Regions from separate parts of the Homo sapiens genome. Here region 1 is linked to region 2. A link is an interaction called in ENCODE POLR2A ChIA-PET data of the cell type or tissue named here. Cell type or tissue: GM12878. All regions are shown on one strand. Links, peaks and the distances in the headings refer to the core of each region. The heading gives the core; the rest is flanking DNA. Region 1 has its middle 7.3 kb from the start of MAPK3. Region 2 overlaps ITGAL (integrin subunit alpha L).

What was found. Peaks named below come from ENCODE experiments on the same cell type or tissue, not always from the same donor. Only the 100,000 strongest peaks of a DNase experiment are listed, where the experiment ranks them.
Region 1: POLR2A ChIA-PET joins it to region 2 with 5 read pairs; 2 of 35 experiments call an interaction of 5 or more read pairs at or near these places.

The regions. Positions count from the first base shown.
Region 1 is chr16:30,126,399-30,134,726 of GRCh38, reverse strand. No RefSeq gene overlaps it. Among named protein-coding and RNA genes, the nearest start is that of MAPK3, 7.3 kb to the right of the region's middle. In GM12878, for the core only: no CTCF peak of the experiment used is centred there; DNase peaks (open chromatin) are centred at 3,847 and 7,926.
Region 2 is chr16:30,479,006-30,487,333 of GRCh38, reverse strand. It overlaps ITGAL (integrin subunit alpha L), which reads right to left. Exons shown (of 31, transcript NM_002209.3): 5 at 8,126-8,243; 6 at 7,873-8,003; 7 at 5,750-5,895; 8 at 3,375-3,507; 9 at 3,071-3,221. It also overlaps the pseudogene RNU7-61P. Among named protein-coding and RNA genes, the nearest start is that of ITGAL, 10 kb to the right of the region's middle. In GM12878, for the core only: no CTCF peak of the experiment used is centred there; no DNase peak of the experiment used is centred there.

The sequences.
Region 1 (8,328 bases), core at 193-8,192, 350 kb after region 2:
TAATCCCAGCACTTTGGGAGGCCGAGGTGGGTAGATCACTTGAGGCCAGGAGTTCGAGACCAGCCTGGGCAACATGGTGAAACGCCCGTCTCTACTAAAAATACAAAAATTAGGCCAGATGTGGTGGCTCACGCCTGTAATCCCAGCTATTTAGGAGGCCGAGGCAGGTGGATCACCTGAGGTCAGGAGTTCGAGACCAGCTTGACCAACATGGAGAAACCCCATCTCTACTAAAAATACAAAATTAGCCAGGCGAGGTGGCGCATGCCTGTAATCCCAGCTACTAGGGAGGCTGAGGCAGGAGAATTGCTTGAACCCAGGAGGCGGAGGTTGCAGTGAGCCGAGATGGCACCATTGCACTCCAGCCTAGGCAACGAGAGCGAAACTCCATCTAAAAAAAAAAAAAAAAAAATTGGCCAGGCACGGTGGCTCGCGCCTGTAATCCTAGCCCTTTGGGAGGCCGAGGCGGGCAGATCACCTGAGATCAAGAGTTCGATACCAGCCTGACCAACATGGAGAAACCCCGTCTCTACTAAAAATACAAAATTAGCCGGATGTGGTGGCGCATGCCTGTAATCCCAGCTACTTGGCAGCTGAGGTGGGAGAATCGCTTGAACCTGGGAGATGGAGGTTGCGGTGAGCCAAGATGGTGCCATTGCACTCTAGCCTGAGCAACGGGAGCAAAACTCTGTCTAAAAAAAAAAAAAAAAAAAAAAAAAGCCAGTGGTGGCGCATGCCTGTAGTCCCAACTACTCAGGAGGCTGAGGCAAAAGAATCACTTGAATCCAAGAGATGGAGGCTGCAGTGAGCTGAGGTAGTGCCACTGCACTCCAGCCTGGGTGACAAAGTGAGATTCCATCTCAAAATAAATGAATAAAAATAAAATAAGTAAAGTGTGTGGCGCCTCTTCCCTTGCTCTCTTGCTCCTGCTCCTGCCATGTGACATGCCTGTTCTCCCTTCACCTTCTGCCATGATTGTAAGTTTCCTGAGGCCTCCCCAGAAGCCAAGCAGATGCCAGCATCATGTTCCCTGTACAACCTGCAGAACCATGAGCCAATTAAACCTCTTGCCTTTATAAATTATCCAGGCTTAGGTATTTATAGCAATACAAGAATGGATTAATACACTGGGGGACATCAAAGCTCTAAGATGACAGTGCCGGAGCTCTGAGGATCTTTTCCCCAGCAAAACAAGCAAAGCTGGTGAAAACCATTTAAAAATAAATAAACACTTAAAGTTTCTGGAATTATCCTAATGTCATATAACAGATGAATAAACATTTAATTTTATTTTTTATTGAGATGGAGTCTTGCTCTGTTGCCCAGGCTGGAGTGCAGTGGTGCAATCTTGGCTCACTTTCTTATTCAAGAAAATCTACTAAAACTCAGTAAGAACAGGGAGAATCTGTGGCATTGAATTTTATTACTTTTATTATTATTATTTTGTAGAGATGGGGTTTCACTATGTTGCACAAGCTGGTCTCAAATTCCTGGGCTCAAGCTATCCTGCCACCTCGGCCTCCCAAAGTGCTGGGATTATAAGCATTGTTATCGGTGAAAGGTTATCCAAGTTACCGGTGACAAATCTGTACGGGTCTGCAGCAACCTCAATTCTTGCCTCCACAGAAGAAAGAACCACAGGGCATAAGGCAGAAAAAGAGACCAAGGGAAGTTTCAGAGCAGGAGTGGAAGTTTATTTTAAATGGCTTTAGAATGGGAAAGAAAGGTAAGTACATTTGGAAGAGACTCAAGTGGGCACCAAGGTCAAGCGTGGTGTTCAACCTTGATCCTAGGACTTTATAGGCTGGCTCCTTTCCCATGATTCTTCCCTTAGGATGGGCTGCCTGCATGCACAGTGGCCTCCTTACCCTGGGAAGGTGAGCATGCACAGTGTGTGTAGGAAGTTGTATGCATGCCTATCTGAGGTTTTCTTCCCTTTTCCGGTGGTCTGACCCCGGAAGGTCATGCTCCATCATTTTGTCTCTTTCTTTTTTGTTTGTTTGTTTTTTTTTTGAGACAGTTTCACTCTTGTTTCCCAGGCTGGAGTGTAGTGGCCTGATCTCAGCTCACTGCAACCTCCACCTCCTGGGTTCAAGCAATTCTCCTCCTTCAGTCTCCTGAGTAGGTGGGATATCAGGCACCCAACACCACGCTTGGCTAATTTTGTATTTTTAGTAGAGATGGGGGTTTCACCACATTGGCCAGACTGGTCTTGAACTCCTGACCTCAGGTGATCCGCTCGCCTCAGTCTCCCAAATTGCTGGGATTACAGGTGTGAGCCACCGTGCCCAGACTATTTTGTCTCTTAATGCACATGTCCAGGAAATTGCTTCTCCCTGGTGTCTGCATTCAATTAACACTCTAACATAACAGCTGTGGACCATCAGGAGCTTGTCTCTCTCTCTGGCGCTGGCTGCCAAATTATTTAGAGAGGCAATGTGATCATTGTTGAACCATCACTTGACATTCCTGGTGGGTGGGGAAGAGCCCTCTCCAGCCCTGCTCATGCCTGTTTAACTACCTGTAACATTATGAGCCACTGTGCCAGGCCATCTGTGGCATTTAAGCCAGGAGGACCAACTATCTCCTGACTGCCCTCCCCCCACAGTTCAGCTGGAAGGAAACTGCTCTCTGAGTAGATGTGGCCAAGAAGACAAGCTCCCTCTCCCCTCAGCTGCCAATCAAGGCTTACCATATCTCACCAGGAGGAGCATGCTGCCACCAGTTTTCATCCCCTCCAACTCCAAATTGAAGAGGCTACATTTCTGGTGAACGTGGTAAAGAAGTAGGGCACTCTTCTCCTCCACCCAGCACTCGCCCACACCATAGAATGAAGGCTGTACCATCAGTGACAGTCCAAGAATACTGGGACCATAATCACACTCCTCCCAGCTTGCTTGTGGAACAGAGATCCCATGCCAGGAGGGGCAAGCCACGAAAACCAGAGGCTACTGCTCCACCAGTGTCCAAAATAGGGTCTCAGAGGCTTTGCCCAGTGGGACAGACAGTTCATAAAAAAAGAGACCCCAAGGGCCAGGCATGGTGGCTCACACCTGTAATCCCAACCCTTGGGAGGCCGAGGCAGGTGGATCACCTGAGGTCAGGAGTTCGAGACCAGCCTGGCCAACATAGTGAAACTCCACTCTACCAAAAATACAAAAATTAGGCTGGGCACAGCGGTTCACACCTGTAATCCCAGCACTTTGGGAGGCCAAGGTGGATGGATCACCTGAGGTCAGGAGTTCGTGACCAGCCTGGCCAACATGGTGAAACCCTGCCTCTACTAAAAATAAAAAATTAGCCAGGTGTGGTGGCATGTGCCTGTAATCCTAGCTACTGAGGCAGGAGAATCGCTTGAACCAGGGAAGCAGAGTTTGCAGTGAGCCACGATCACGCCACTGCACTCTAGCCTGGGGGACAGAGTGAGACTCCATCTCAAAAAATTTAAAAAAAAAAATACAAATATTAGCTGGGCATGGTGGCGCACACCTGTAGTCCTGGCTACTCAGGAGGCTGAGGCAGGAGAATTGCTTGAACCCGGGAGGCAGAGGTTGCAGTGAGTTGAGATTGTGCCATTGCACTCAGCCTGGGCAACAAAAGTGAAACTCCATCTCAAAATAAATAAATTAGATAAATAAATAAATAAACAAACAAGACAAAAAGAGACTCTTGGCAGCAGCAAGAGAAAAACAACTCATCGCGTACAAGGAAACTCCAATGAGATTGACAGTTGATTTCTCATCAGAAACAACGGAAGCCAGCAGGTGGTGGGATGACACATTCAAAGTTGATTCTTGTCTCTGTGGTGGTTATATTCCCCAAAGTCACCACAAACAATGAATTAGAGAATACTGAACATTGCTTCTAGCGGAAATACATGGTGAAGTTCCTGCCAGCCTCTGATCACCACACTTTTGTCAACCAATCAGTCCACAGCTGTGTGTTACATGTGATTCTGTTTTGGGTTTTGTTTGTTTTTTGTAGGTCTTGCTCTATCGCTCAGGCTGAAGTGCAGTGGCACAATCACAGCTCACTGCAGCCTTGAACTCCTAGGCTCATGCCAGGCGCGGTGGCTCACGCCTGTAATACCAGCACTTTGGGAGGCCAAAGCAGGCGGATCATGAGGTCAGGAGACCGAGACCATCCTGGCTAACACGGTGAAACCCCGTCTCTACTACAAATACAAAACATTAGCCGGGCGTGGTGGCAGGCGTCTGTAATCCCAGCTACTCGGGAGACTGAGGCAGGAGAATAGCGTGAACCTGGGAGGTGGAGCTTGCAGTGAGCTGAGAGATCTTACCACTGCACTCCAGCCTGGGCGACAGAGCGAGATTCTGTCTCAAAAAAACAAAACAAAACAAAAATCCTAGGCTCAAGGAATTCTCCTGCCTCAGTCCTGTAGCTGGGACTACAGACGCGCATCACCACTGCGCCTGGCCCCCACATCTATCTTTTCAGACTGGTTTGGGACTACAGGCACACACCACCAGGGGTGGTGTATGTGTGCCTGTAGTCCTAGCTACTCAGGAGGCTGAGGTGGGAGGATCACTTAAACCCAAGAGTTCGAGGCTGCAGTGAGCTATGATCAGGCCACTGCACTCCAGCCTAGGTGACAGAACAAGATCCTGTCTCTAAAAAAGATAAAATAAAAAATAAGGCCAGGCGCGGTGGCTCGCGGTGGCTGGCTGTAATCCCAGCACTTTGGGAGGCTGAGGTGGGCGGATCACAAGGTCAGGAGTTCGAGATCGGCCTGGACAACATGGTGAAACCCCGTCTAGGAAACTAGTCTTCCCAGCTAATTTTGTATTTTTAGTAGAGACAGGGTTTCACCACATTGGTAAGACTGGTCTTGAACTCCTGACTTCAAGTAATCCACCCCTCTTTGGCCTCCCAAAGTGCTGGGATTATGGGTGTGAGCCACCATGCCCACCCCATAATTACTTTTGCACCAACAAAATATAAGAGGGCTTCAAAGGGAAGACACCAGCATAATGGCCTTCAAGATATTGTACGATCTAGCCGGGCGCAGTGGCTCACGCCTGTAATCCCAGCACTTTGGGAGGCTGAAGCGGGAGGATCAGCTGAGGTCGGGAGTTCAAGAACAGCCTGACCAACGTGAAGAAACCCCGTCTCTACTAAAACAAAATACAAAAAATTAGCCGGGCGTGGTGGTGCATACCTGTAATCCCAGCTACTCGGGAGGCTGAAGCAGGAGAATTACTTGAACCCGGGAGCCAGAGGTTGCCATAAGCTAAGATCGTGCCATTGCACTCCAGCCTGTGCAACAAGAACAAAACTCCATCTCAAACAAAAAAAAAAAAGAAAAGAAAAAAAGAAAAGAAATTGTACAATCTAAACTGAACATGGTGGCTTGCATCTATAATCCCAGCTACTTGGGAGGGTGAAACAAGAGGATTGCTTGAGGCCAGGAGTTCGAGACCAGCCTGAGCAACATGGAGAGACCCCTATCTCCTAAATAATTTTTTAAAATTAGCCAGGGGTGGTGGACTTCATTTGGTAGTTAATGAGAGGAATTAGGCCAGGAGCAGTGGCTCACACCTGTAATCCCAGCACTTTGGGAGGCTGGTGGGGAGGACTGGTCTCAAGCCCAGGAGCTTGAGACCAGCCTGGGCAACATGCCAAAACCCCATCTCTACAAAAAAAAAAAATATATATATATATATATATACATACAAAAATTAGCTGGACATGGTGTTGTGTGCCTGTAGTTCTAGCTACTTGGGAGGCTGAAGCTAGAGAACTGCCTGAGCCTGGGTGGTCGAGTCTACAGTGAGCCATGATGGTGCCACTGCACTCCAGCCTGGGGGACAGAGCGAGACCTTGCCTCAAAAAAAAAAAGGTGGGGGGAGGAATTAAAAATATATATATTATAATAGACACTGCTGTAACTGTCTGCTCAGCACTTTCTGGGGATGGTGCCCGAATTTTCCTTGGGAAAACCATCCCTTCCCTAGCCTACTTTATGTCATGCCAGTAGAGATAACTAAACCCCCAATTCCACACTGATTCAGGTTGAAGGATTTGCACAGGCTTCAAACAAAACTAGTAACTGGCCAGGCACGGTGGCTCATGCCTGTTATCAAAGCACTTTCAGAGGCTGAGGTGAGTGGATCGCTTGAGGCCAGGAATTTGAGACCAGCATGGCCCACATGGCCAAACCCCGTCTCTACTAAAAATACAAAAATTAGCCGGGCGTGGTGGCGGGCGCCTGTAATCCCAGCTACTCGGGAGGCTGAAACAGGAAAATCTCTCGAACCCAGAAGGTGGAGGTTGCAGTGAACCAAGATCGCACCATTGCACTCCAGCCTGGGTGACAGAGGGAGACTCTGTCTCAAAAAAACTAGTAACCAATAAGAGTCAAATCTAGGCCTTGCATTACAAGAGACAGAGACAGGGAGAAAGAGAGACAGAGAGAGAAGAGCTTTCCCTTGCTGGAGTTACTGAAAAAACCAGACACGAATCTGCAAGTACTAGCTTCCATCTGGCTACTCTGAGAGGAGGGGGTGGCTAAGAATGGAACCAACTCAGAAGAAAGTTGAGCTAAGGGAGGGATCAAAGTCCTAATGATACTGTTTGAGTCAGTGGAGCCAACTGTGTCTTCACAGTCAGTAAGCCAATGCACCTCCTTTCTTGCTTGAGTCCTTTTGAGTTGGGTCTTTGAAGACTTGTTACTGAAAGATTCCTGCCTACTACAACCTCATCAGGGCCATGTTTTAGGCATATCTGAGGAGGAAGGAGACAGACAGAAAGGAACCTAGTTAAGACCAGCCTGGGGCCGGGCGCAGTGGCTCATGCCTGTAATCCCAGCACTTTGGGAGGCCGAGGCGGGCAGATCACGAGGTCAGGAGTTCAAGACCAGCCTGGCCAACATGGTGAAACCCCATCTCTACTAAAAATACAAAAATTAGCCAGGCGTGGTGGCGGGCACCTGTAATCCCAGCTACTCGAGAGGCTGAGGCAGGAGAATTGCTTGAACCCAGGAGGTGGAGGTTGCAGTGAGTTGAGATCGAGCCACTGCTCTCCAGCCTGGGTGACAGGGCAAGACTCTGACTCAGGGGGAAAAAAAAGAACCAGCCTGGGCAGTATAGCCAGACTGTCGTGTCTACAAAAAATTTAAAAAATTAGGCCAGGCGCAGTGGCTGTCACCTGTAATCCTAGCACTTTGGGAGGCCAAGGCAGGTGGATCACTTGAGGTCAGGAGTTTGAGACCAGCCTGGCCAACATGGTGAAACCCATCCTAATAAAAATACAAAAAGAATTAGCCAGATGTGGTATTGTGTACCTGTAGTGCCAGCTACTTGGGAGGCTGAGGAAGGGAGATCATTTGAGCCTGGGAGGTTGAGACTGCAGTGAGCTGTGATCATGCCACTGCACTCTAGCCTGGGCAACAGAGCGAGACCCTGTCTCAAAAAAAAGGAAAGAAATGAAATGAAAAGAAAGGCCAGGCGCAGTGGCTCACACCTGTACCTGTAATCCCAGCATGATGGGAGGCCAAGGTGGGCAGATCTCTTGAGACCAGGAGTTCAAGACTAGCCTGGGTAACATGGTGAACCTCGTCTCGATACAATACAATAGTAAAGGCAAAGTGACATGAGAATCACAAGGAAATATCAGACAAACCCAAACTGAGGGACATTCTACAAAATAACTGACCTATAATCTTCAAAAGTCTACGGTCATGAAAGACCAGAATACTACTACTAATAATAAGAAGAATAAATAACTATTTCAGGCCAGGCATGGTGGCTCATGCCTGTAATCCCAGCACTTTGGGAGGCCAAGGTGGGCGGATCATTTGAGACCAGCCTGGGCAACACGGTGAAACCCCATCTCTACCAAAAATACTAAAATTAGCTGGGCATGGTGACACATGCTTGTGGTCCCAGCTACTCAGAAGGTTGAGGTGAGAGGATCATTTGAGCCTGAGAGGCAGAGGTTGCAGTGAGCCATGACCGCACCACTGCAGTCCAGCCTGGGCGACACAGCATGACACTGCCTCAAAAAAAAAAAAAAAGAAAGAAAGAAAGAAAAAAAGAAGTGCCAGACCTTGAAAATCACAAAAAGCTAATAACTGGTTTAAGATTTAATCTGGAGCCAGCCGAAGTGGCTCATGACTGTAATCCTAGCACTCCGAAAGGCCGAGGTGAGAGGATCACTTGAGCCTAGAAATTTGAGACCAGACTGGGCAACATTAGCTAGAACCCTTCTCTACAAACATTCTAAAAATTAGCCAAGCCAGGCACGGTGGCTCACACCTGTAATCCCAGCACTTTGGGAGGCCAAAGTGGGCAGATCACTTGAGGTCAG
Region 2 (8,328 bases), core at 82-8,081:
CTTGCTTGAGCCCAGGAGTTAAAGATCAGGCTGGGCAATATAGTAGAAACTCTGTCTCGGCCGGGCGTAGTGGCTCATGCCTGTAATCCCAGCACTATGTGAGGCTGAAGCAGGAAGATTGCTTGAGCCCAGGAGTTCAAGACCTGCTTAGGCAATATAGTAGAAACTCTTTTTTTTTTTTTTTTTTTTTTGAGACGGAGTCTCACTCTGTCGCCCAGGCTGGAGGGCGGTGGCACAATCTTGGCTCACTGTGAACTCCACCTCCAGGATTCACGCCATTCTCCTGCCTCAGCCTCCCGAGTAGCTGGGACTACAGGCGCCCGCCACCACGCCTGGCTAAGAAACTCTTGTCTCTACAAAAAATTTAAAAATTAGCCAGGTGTGGTGGTGTGTATCTGTAGTCCCAGCTACTCAGGAGGTCAAGGTGGGAGGACTGCTTGAGCCCAGGAGTTTGAGGCTGCAGTGAGCCGTGATCGCACTACTGCACTCCAGTCTGGGCAACAGAGTGAGTCCCTGTCTCAAAACAACAACAACAAAAAACTCCTTCATGATTTCTCATCGATCTTCACACTGAAATCCAAACTCTTTCTGAGGGCCTGGAAGACCCTTACCTCCCTGCCAACCTTCTCTCTCCCTTCCTCACTGCGCTTCGGTCACACTGAACTTTTTCCATTTTCCTGGCATGCCGAGCCCTTTCCCCGCCCCTGGGCTTGCACCTGTGCTTCTCTCTGCCCTCATTCCACCTTTCTCACATTGCTGTTTGAATCTCATCTTTCATATCTCAGCTTAAAAGCCAGTTGAGAGTGAGTTTTTTTTAAAAACTTTTTTTTAAAAAATCACTTTTCATTTTTATTAATTATTTAGACATGGCTTCTTGCTATGCTGCCCAGGCTGGACCATTGCTGCTGATTTTTTTTTTTTTTTTGAGACAGTTTTGCTCTTGTCACCCAGGCTGGAGTACAGTGTCACAATCTCAGCTCACTGCAACCTCTGCCTCCTGGGTTCAAGCGATTCTCCTACTTTAGCCTCCCAAGTAGCTGGGTGACCTCAAGTGATCCGCCTGCCTCAGCCTCCCAGAGTGTTGGGATGACAAGCGTGAGCCACCACGCTCAGCCCATTGCTTCTTTAACTGAACCGAACACCAAGGCTGTGTCCTAGCAAAGGAGACTTTCCTGTAGGAATCACATATCTTTCAGTCAAGTAAGCTTCCTGGGGAAATGCCCTCCATAACCAGTCCTCCATCTGGTGACCACAATATAAATCTTCTCTTATTCTAGGCCAGGAAAGAAGACTTGTGGGTTCTTCACACTGGCCCCTGCCAGCCTGCCCTTCTGAAGTAATGTGGAGCCTTGGATAAGTGACAGCAAGACAGTTGAGCAAGAAGGGGGAGGAATTACATTCACTCTGCGGGGCTCAGATCACACCAGCAAGACATAGGTCAGTCCTAGATCAACCTGAGCTCCAAGAGAAGATGGAATTTCAGAAAGAAATATCAGAGAGGGCCGGGTGCAGTGGCTCACGCCTGTAATCCTAGCACTTTAGGAGGCCGAGGTGGGCAGATTGCTTGGGGCCAGGAATTCGAGACCAGCCCAGGCAACATAGCGAGATCCCTGCCTCTACAAAAAATACAAAAAATACAAAAAAAAAAAAAAAAATTAGCCAGGTGTGGTATCACACACCTGTAGTCCCAGCTACGTGGGAGGATCACCTGAGCCTGGAAGGTCAAGGCTGCAGTGAGCTGTGATCATGCCACTGTACCCCAGCCTGGGTGACAGAGTGAGACCCTGTGAAAGAAAAGCAAAAAAGAAAAGAGGCTGGGCGCAGTGGCTCACGCCTGTAATCCCAGCACTTTGGGAGGCCAAGGCGGGCAGGTCACGAGGTCAGATCGAGATCATCCTGGCTAACACGATGAAACCCTGTCTCTACTAAAAATACAAAAATTAGCCAGGCGTGGTGGCTGGCGCCTGTAGTCCCAGCTGCTCGGGAGGCTGAGGCAGGAGAATGGCGTGAGCCTGGGAAGTGGAGCTTGCAGTGAGCAGAGACTGCGCCACTGCACTCCAGCCTGGGCAACAGAGCAAGACTCTGTCTCAAAAAAAAAAAGAAAAGAGAGAAGAGAAAAGAAGAGAAGAGGAGGGGAGAGGAAGGGGGGAGGAGAGGGGAGGAGAGGGGAGGGGAGGAGAGGGAAAGGGAAGGAAGGGAGGAAGGAAGGAAGGAGAGAAAGAAGGAAGAGAAAGAAAGATCACAGAGGCTGCTCTCAAATGGCCCTCTCCTAAATTCCTTCTAAAGGTCTGTTTTATTTAGGCAAGCCCTTGGCACAAGATCAGATATTCAGTAAGTGCTTATTATTCTTTGTGTTTCTAATAGGATGTCCCAGGGGAGGTTTTTTTTTGTTTTTTTGTTTTGTTTTGTTTTGTTTGAGACTGAGTCTTGCTGTGTTGCCCAGGCTGGAGTGCAATGGCACATCTCAGCTCACTACAACCTCCGCCTCCTGGGTTCAAGCGATTCTCCTGCCTCAGCCCCCTGAGTAGCTGGGATTACAGGCATGCACCACCAAGCCCAGCTAATTTTTGTATTTTTAGTAGAGACGGGGTTTCGCCATGTTGGCCAGGCTGGTCTCGAACTCCTGACCTCAGGTGATCTGCCCACCTCAGCCTCCCAAAGTGCTGGGATTACAGGTGTGAGCCACCGCGTCCGGCCATTTTTGTTTTTTGTTTTTTATTTTTTGAAATGGAGTCTTCCTCTGCCACCCAGGCTGGAGTGCAGTGTGGTGCGATCTTGGCTCACTGCAACCTCTGCCTCCTGAGTTCAAGCGATTCTTGCGCCTCAGCCTCCTGAGTAGTGGGATTACAGGCACCCACCACCACACCTGGCTATTTTTTGTATTTTTAGTATAGATGGGGTTTTGCCATGTTGCCCAGGCTGGTCTCAAACTCCTGAGCTCAATTGATCCACCTGCCTCGGCCTCCCAAAGTGCTGGGATTACAGGTGTGAGCCACCAAGCCCGGCCTGATGTCCCAGGGGAATTTCTTTATGCAGACTCCCGAGCCCTCTCCCAGGGCCTGCCACTCACCCTCAATGACATAGATCTTCTTCTGCAGCTCAGTGAATAGATCTTTCAGCTTCTCAAATGTGTCCAGAATTTTCACAAACTCGCTCGCGGGTTTTGATGCAAATTTGTGGAGGGTCTCCTGACTCTCCTTGGTCTGAAAATGCTTTCCAATCTGTGAGGGAGTGGAGAGTGAAGAGCTGAAATCCCCCAAACCTCAGTCCAGTTTGCTATTATTTTCACAAGAGTCTGGCCCCAGGGAGAAAGGGGCTTGGGGTTCAGAAAGAGGAGAGGGAAGATATGATGCAGGAAGCAGCAGGGGCCCTACCCCGATGATGTAGCGGATGATGTCTTTGGCCGCATCGATGTTGCCACTGTCAGTGGCCTCCCCATCCGTGATGATGATAAGCACTTTGGTGGCATCTGGCCGGGCCCCCAGCTCCTCCCGGAACACCTCTGTCCTGTGTCCAGGAAAGGAGGAGATGAGAGACTCCCCCAAACTAGGGCCTGAGGTCTCTTTCCCCACCTGCTCATCAAGTCACCTCCATGCTGGTTACGCAAAAGCCCTTCCTGGATCTCCCAGGCCGGGATTCCAAGCCTGCAGCAGTCACCTCTAAACCTCTTTGCTGCCACCCCTTTCCTTCTGGACCAGTGGTCCTCACACTGCATCCTGGGCAGTCCAGAGGGTGTCCCAGAGCCCATGGACAGGAGGAGGAGGTTTTGTGAGGAATGACTCTGGGCTTCCTACCCTCCATTGCAACCACATGGCCACCACTCTTTAATCAGCTACAGATATTGATCCAAGTGAGATTTCAATGTGGAAGAGAGGGTCCTACAGCTGAAGAAAACTGGGGAGTCACTCTTCCAGAGCAAGCTCTTCCAGCACCTCCTCTGCCTTCCCATAGTCCACAGGCTGCCTCCGGATCTCTACCATAGCAGTGAACCTAGTGAATTACCGTGACTCATTTCTCTGTCAATTTTCCCCCTAAACCATGAGTTCCTCAAGGAAAGGACCATGTTGGATTTGTTGCTGTATCTCTGGCTCCCAGCACAAAGGAGGCGGTTGTGCATGTGAGATGAAGGAGGGAGAACTAGTGTTACAGCTCTTTTAGAATTTGTCTAGCAGGCTTTCTGTTTTTTGCTAAAATCCTCCACCCTCAAAAAAATTAAAAAAATAAAATAAAGAAGGGAGAACTGAACACCAGATGGGCCAAGGCTAAAAATTTCTGCCCTGGGAGTTCCAGACCATTCTGGGCAACATAGCGAGACTCCAACTCTACAAAGATGAAAACAATTAGCCAGGCATGGTGGTGTGTGATTGTAGTCCCAACTACTCAGGAGGCTGAGACAGGAGGATCGCTTGAGCCCAGGAGTTTGAGGCTGCAGTGAGCTAGGATCACGTCACTGCGCTCCAGCCTGGGCAACAGAGTGAGACCTTGACTCTAAAAAAAAAAGAAAAAGAAAATTCCTGTTTTGCCCACAGCCTTCCTCTGAGCAAGTTGGGTTGGCCATAGCTCTTGCTGGAACAGCAGCAAGGTGTGAACCGTCTTACCCATGAACACCTGCTGTCAAGACCTCTGGTTCTATCTTGGATGCAAAATGCTTCTCCAATCTCCATCCACACAGACATGGGCCTATTGCGGGTCCTGTTCATGGATTTCCACCCTGGTTTATACAACCATTGTCTCTCATCTGGATTTTTCAGTAGCCTTCTAACTGGCCCTATCACTTCCACCCGCCCTTGCCCCCTCTACAGTCTAATATCAACCCTGCAGCCAGAGGGATCTTTTAAAAAACATAGATCATCACTCCTCTACTCAAAACCTCTAATGACTTCTCATCTTACTCAGAGGAAAGCCAAAGTCCTCACTATGGTCTCCAAGTCACTAACCCATCCAGACCCTCATGATCTCTCTGACCTCATCACCTACTATTTTCCCCCCTCACTTATTTCTCTCCGGCCACATTGGTGTCCTGGCTCTTCTTTTTTAATTTATTTTTAATTTCTTAGAGTTAAGATCTTGCTCTGTTGTCCAGGCTGGAGTGCAATGGTGTGATCATAGCTCACTGCAGCTTCAAACTCCTGGCTCATAGGCCAGGTGTGGTGACTCACACCTGTAATCCCAGCACTTTGGGAGGGTGAGGCAGGTGGATCACCTGAGGTCAGGAGTTTGAGTCCAGCCTGGCCAACATGGTGAAAGCCTATCTCTACTAAAAATACAAAAAAAATTAGCCAGGCGTGGTGGCACAGGTCTGTAATCCCAGCTACTTGAAAGGCGGAGGCAGGAGAATGGCTTGAACCTGGGAGGTGGAGGTTGCAGTGAGCCGAGATCATGCCATTGCACTACAGCCTGGGCAACAAGAGCGAAACTCCATCTCAAAAAACAAAAACAAAAACCAAAAACCAAACAAACAAACAAAAACTTCTGGGCTCAAAAGATCCTCCTGCCTCAGCTTCCCAAAGCCCTGGGATTACAGACTGTGCACCTGGCTTAGACTTTCTCTTGGATTTAATTAGTACAGAGTAGATTTCTGTTACGTACAACCAAAAGAATCTGCAGTAAAATTGTTCCACTTCAATTCAGACAATAAACTGCCCCTTGCTGTACCTACCTACTGAGTTCCCATGCCCTGCAGCTGGAAGTGGGTAGATCACCCAGAACAAATCACAGGACACGTGCTCTCCTGCAAAAGGGAACTCACGCGACATAATTGATGGCACCAAAGGTATTGGTCAACAGCAACATGTGCTTTACATGCTTCAGCAGAGCATCAGGGTCCTTCCGTTTAACATAATCTGAGAAATCAAATTCTGTTTTGTAGCTTGTGGAAAACTGAACAGCAGCAAACTAGAAAAGGAAGGAAGAAATGACATTCAGTTATATATCCCTTTCCATTTGTCTGTTCCAAACTCTACTTCTTTTTTTTTTTTTTTTTTTTTTAGATGGAGTTTCGCTCTTGTTGCCCAGGCTGGAGTGCACTGGCACAATCTTGGCTCACTGCAACCTCTGCCTCCCGGGTTCCAGCGATTTTCATGCCTCAGCCTCCCAAGTAGCTGCGATTACAGGCACGTGCCACCACACCCGAATATTTGTGTGTGTGTGGTGTGTGTGTGTGTGTGTGTGTGTGTGTGTGTGTGTGTGTTTTTAGTAGAGACGGTGTTTCACCATATTGGCCAGGCTGGTCTCGAACTCCTCACCTCAGGTGATCCACCTGCCTCAGCCTCCCAAAGTGCTAGGATTACAGGCATGAGCCACCGTGCCCAGCCCCAAACTCTACTTCTTCTTTTTCAAAACAGGGTCTTGTTCTGTCTCCCAGGCTGGAGTGCACGGTCACAATCATAGCTCACTGCAGCCTCAGCCTCCCAGGCTCGAGCCATCCTCCCTCGTCAGCCTCCGAAGTAGCTGGGACTTCAGGCACGTGCCACCACACTTGGCTAGTTTTTATTTTTTGTAGAAATGGGGTCTTGCTATGTTGCCTAGGCTGGTCTCGAACTCCTGGCTTCAAGTGATCCTCCCGGCTAAGCCTCCCAATGTGCTGGGATTACAGGTGTGAGCCACTATGCCTGGCTCAATCTCTTCTTATGCAGGACCTGGGCAACCCAACTCCACATCCTTGCCTCAGATAATTCTTTTGAAAATGAGGCAATATACAAATAAACACAGAAATAAAATGAAATAAACCTTGCTCCCTCATGTAACACTGTGTGTTGAGCTCCTGTTTTCTGGGTCCACCTATGTCACTGATAGGGATGGGTTCCAGCAGCCATATTTCTGCTGAGTGACGCTGCTTAACTAGATACAGTTGGCTGGGCCGGGGATCAACACCTGACTGAAGCTACGCCAGCCAGAACCTCTTCTCTGAGAACTGGAAATTTGCAAAGGGAGGTGTTGGTTGAGGGGAAGGTAAAAAACCCTCTTGGAACTTTAACACATGAACTTAGGAGCTTTCCATAGGTCTATGTGGTCTAAAGGCGCTAAGGGAGCCAGTCTACGGAGACTGAGAAAAGAGAAGAAGGAAGCAAAGACGCAAAAAGAAACAGAAATGAGAACTAGCTGGGCACAGTGGCTCATGCCTGTAATCCCAGCACTTTGGGAGGCCAAGGCAGGAGGATCTCTTGAGAGATCCAGGAGTTTGGGACCAGTCTGGGCAACACAATGATAAACCATCTCTACAGAAAATTTAAAAATTAGCCACGCACAGTGGTGCACATGGGTAGTCCCAGCTAGTTGGGAGGATCATTTGAGCCCAGGAGTTTGAGGCTACAGTGAGCTATGATCGTGCCACCATGATTCCAGCCTTGGGGACACAGTGAGACCCTGTCTCAAAAAGAAAAAATGGCTGTGCACGGTGGCTCACGCCTGTAATCCCAGCACTTTGGGAGGCCAAGGTGGGCAGATCACAAGGTCAGGAGTTCAAGACCAGCCTGGCAACATGGTGAAACACCATCTCTACTAAAAATACAAAAATCAGCTGGGTGTAGTGGCAGTTGCCTGTAATACCAGCTACTTGGGAGGCTGAGGCAGGTGACTTGCTTGAACCTGGGAGGCAGTGAGTCGAGATTGTGCCATTGCACTCCAGCCTGGGCAACAAGAGCAAAACTCCATCTCAAAAAAAAAAAAAAAAAAAAAAAAAAAAAGGAAATGAGAACTAGAGAGACTCCTAGAAGCTTTCTACTCCCTGGTTCTTGTCCCTTCCAGAGGCCCAGTTATAGCCATGCCCATAGGCTCTGAGGATTCCACATACTAACATTTCCTTTCATGGTTTAAGTCAGTTCAGGTAGGCATCTATTGCATGCAACCAAGAATCCTAACTAACTTTTTTACCTGGTACGAAGTGTTGCTGAGTTTCTTCATCACATCCTTCATGAAGTCCAGAATTTTCTGAAATTCATCTGGCTGCAAGCTCATCGAACCATCAAACAGAAATACCAGGTCTACGTTGCCCTTGATACATTCTGCAGAAGCCAGACGCAAGGGACCCAGTGAAGCATCTCTGGTGTTTGACCTGCCCATGCTGGTTCTCTCTAGGGACAGCCATTTGGAGGTATTTTTACCCAATGAGTCCCCAGTTCCTTACCCTGAAAACCAGGGCGCCCCTGCAGCATGGGACCCTGCAGATTCTGGCGGAAGAGGTAACACAGGCCACTCAGATAGGTGTTCTGGTCACACGTTCGAGACAGCCCAGGGTCACAGGCCTAAAGAAAGCAAAGGCCAAAGATTTGGGTCTCCTATTTGCTATGTGTCTTTTGGGCAACATCAACCAAAACTAGGAACGTTCAG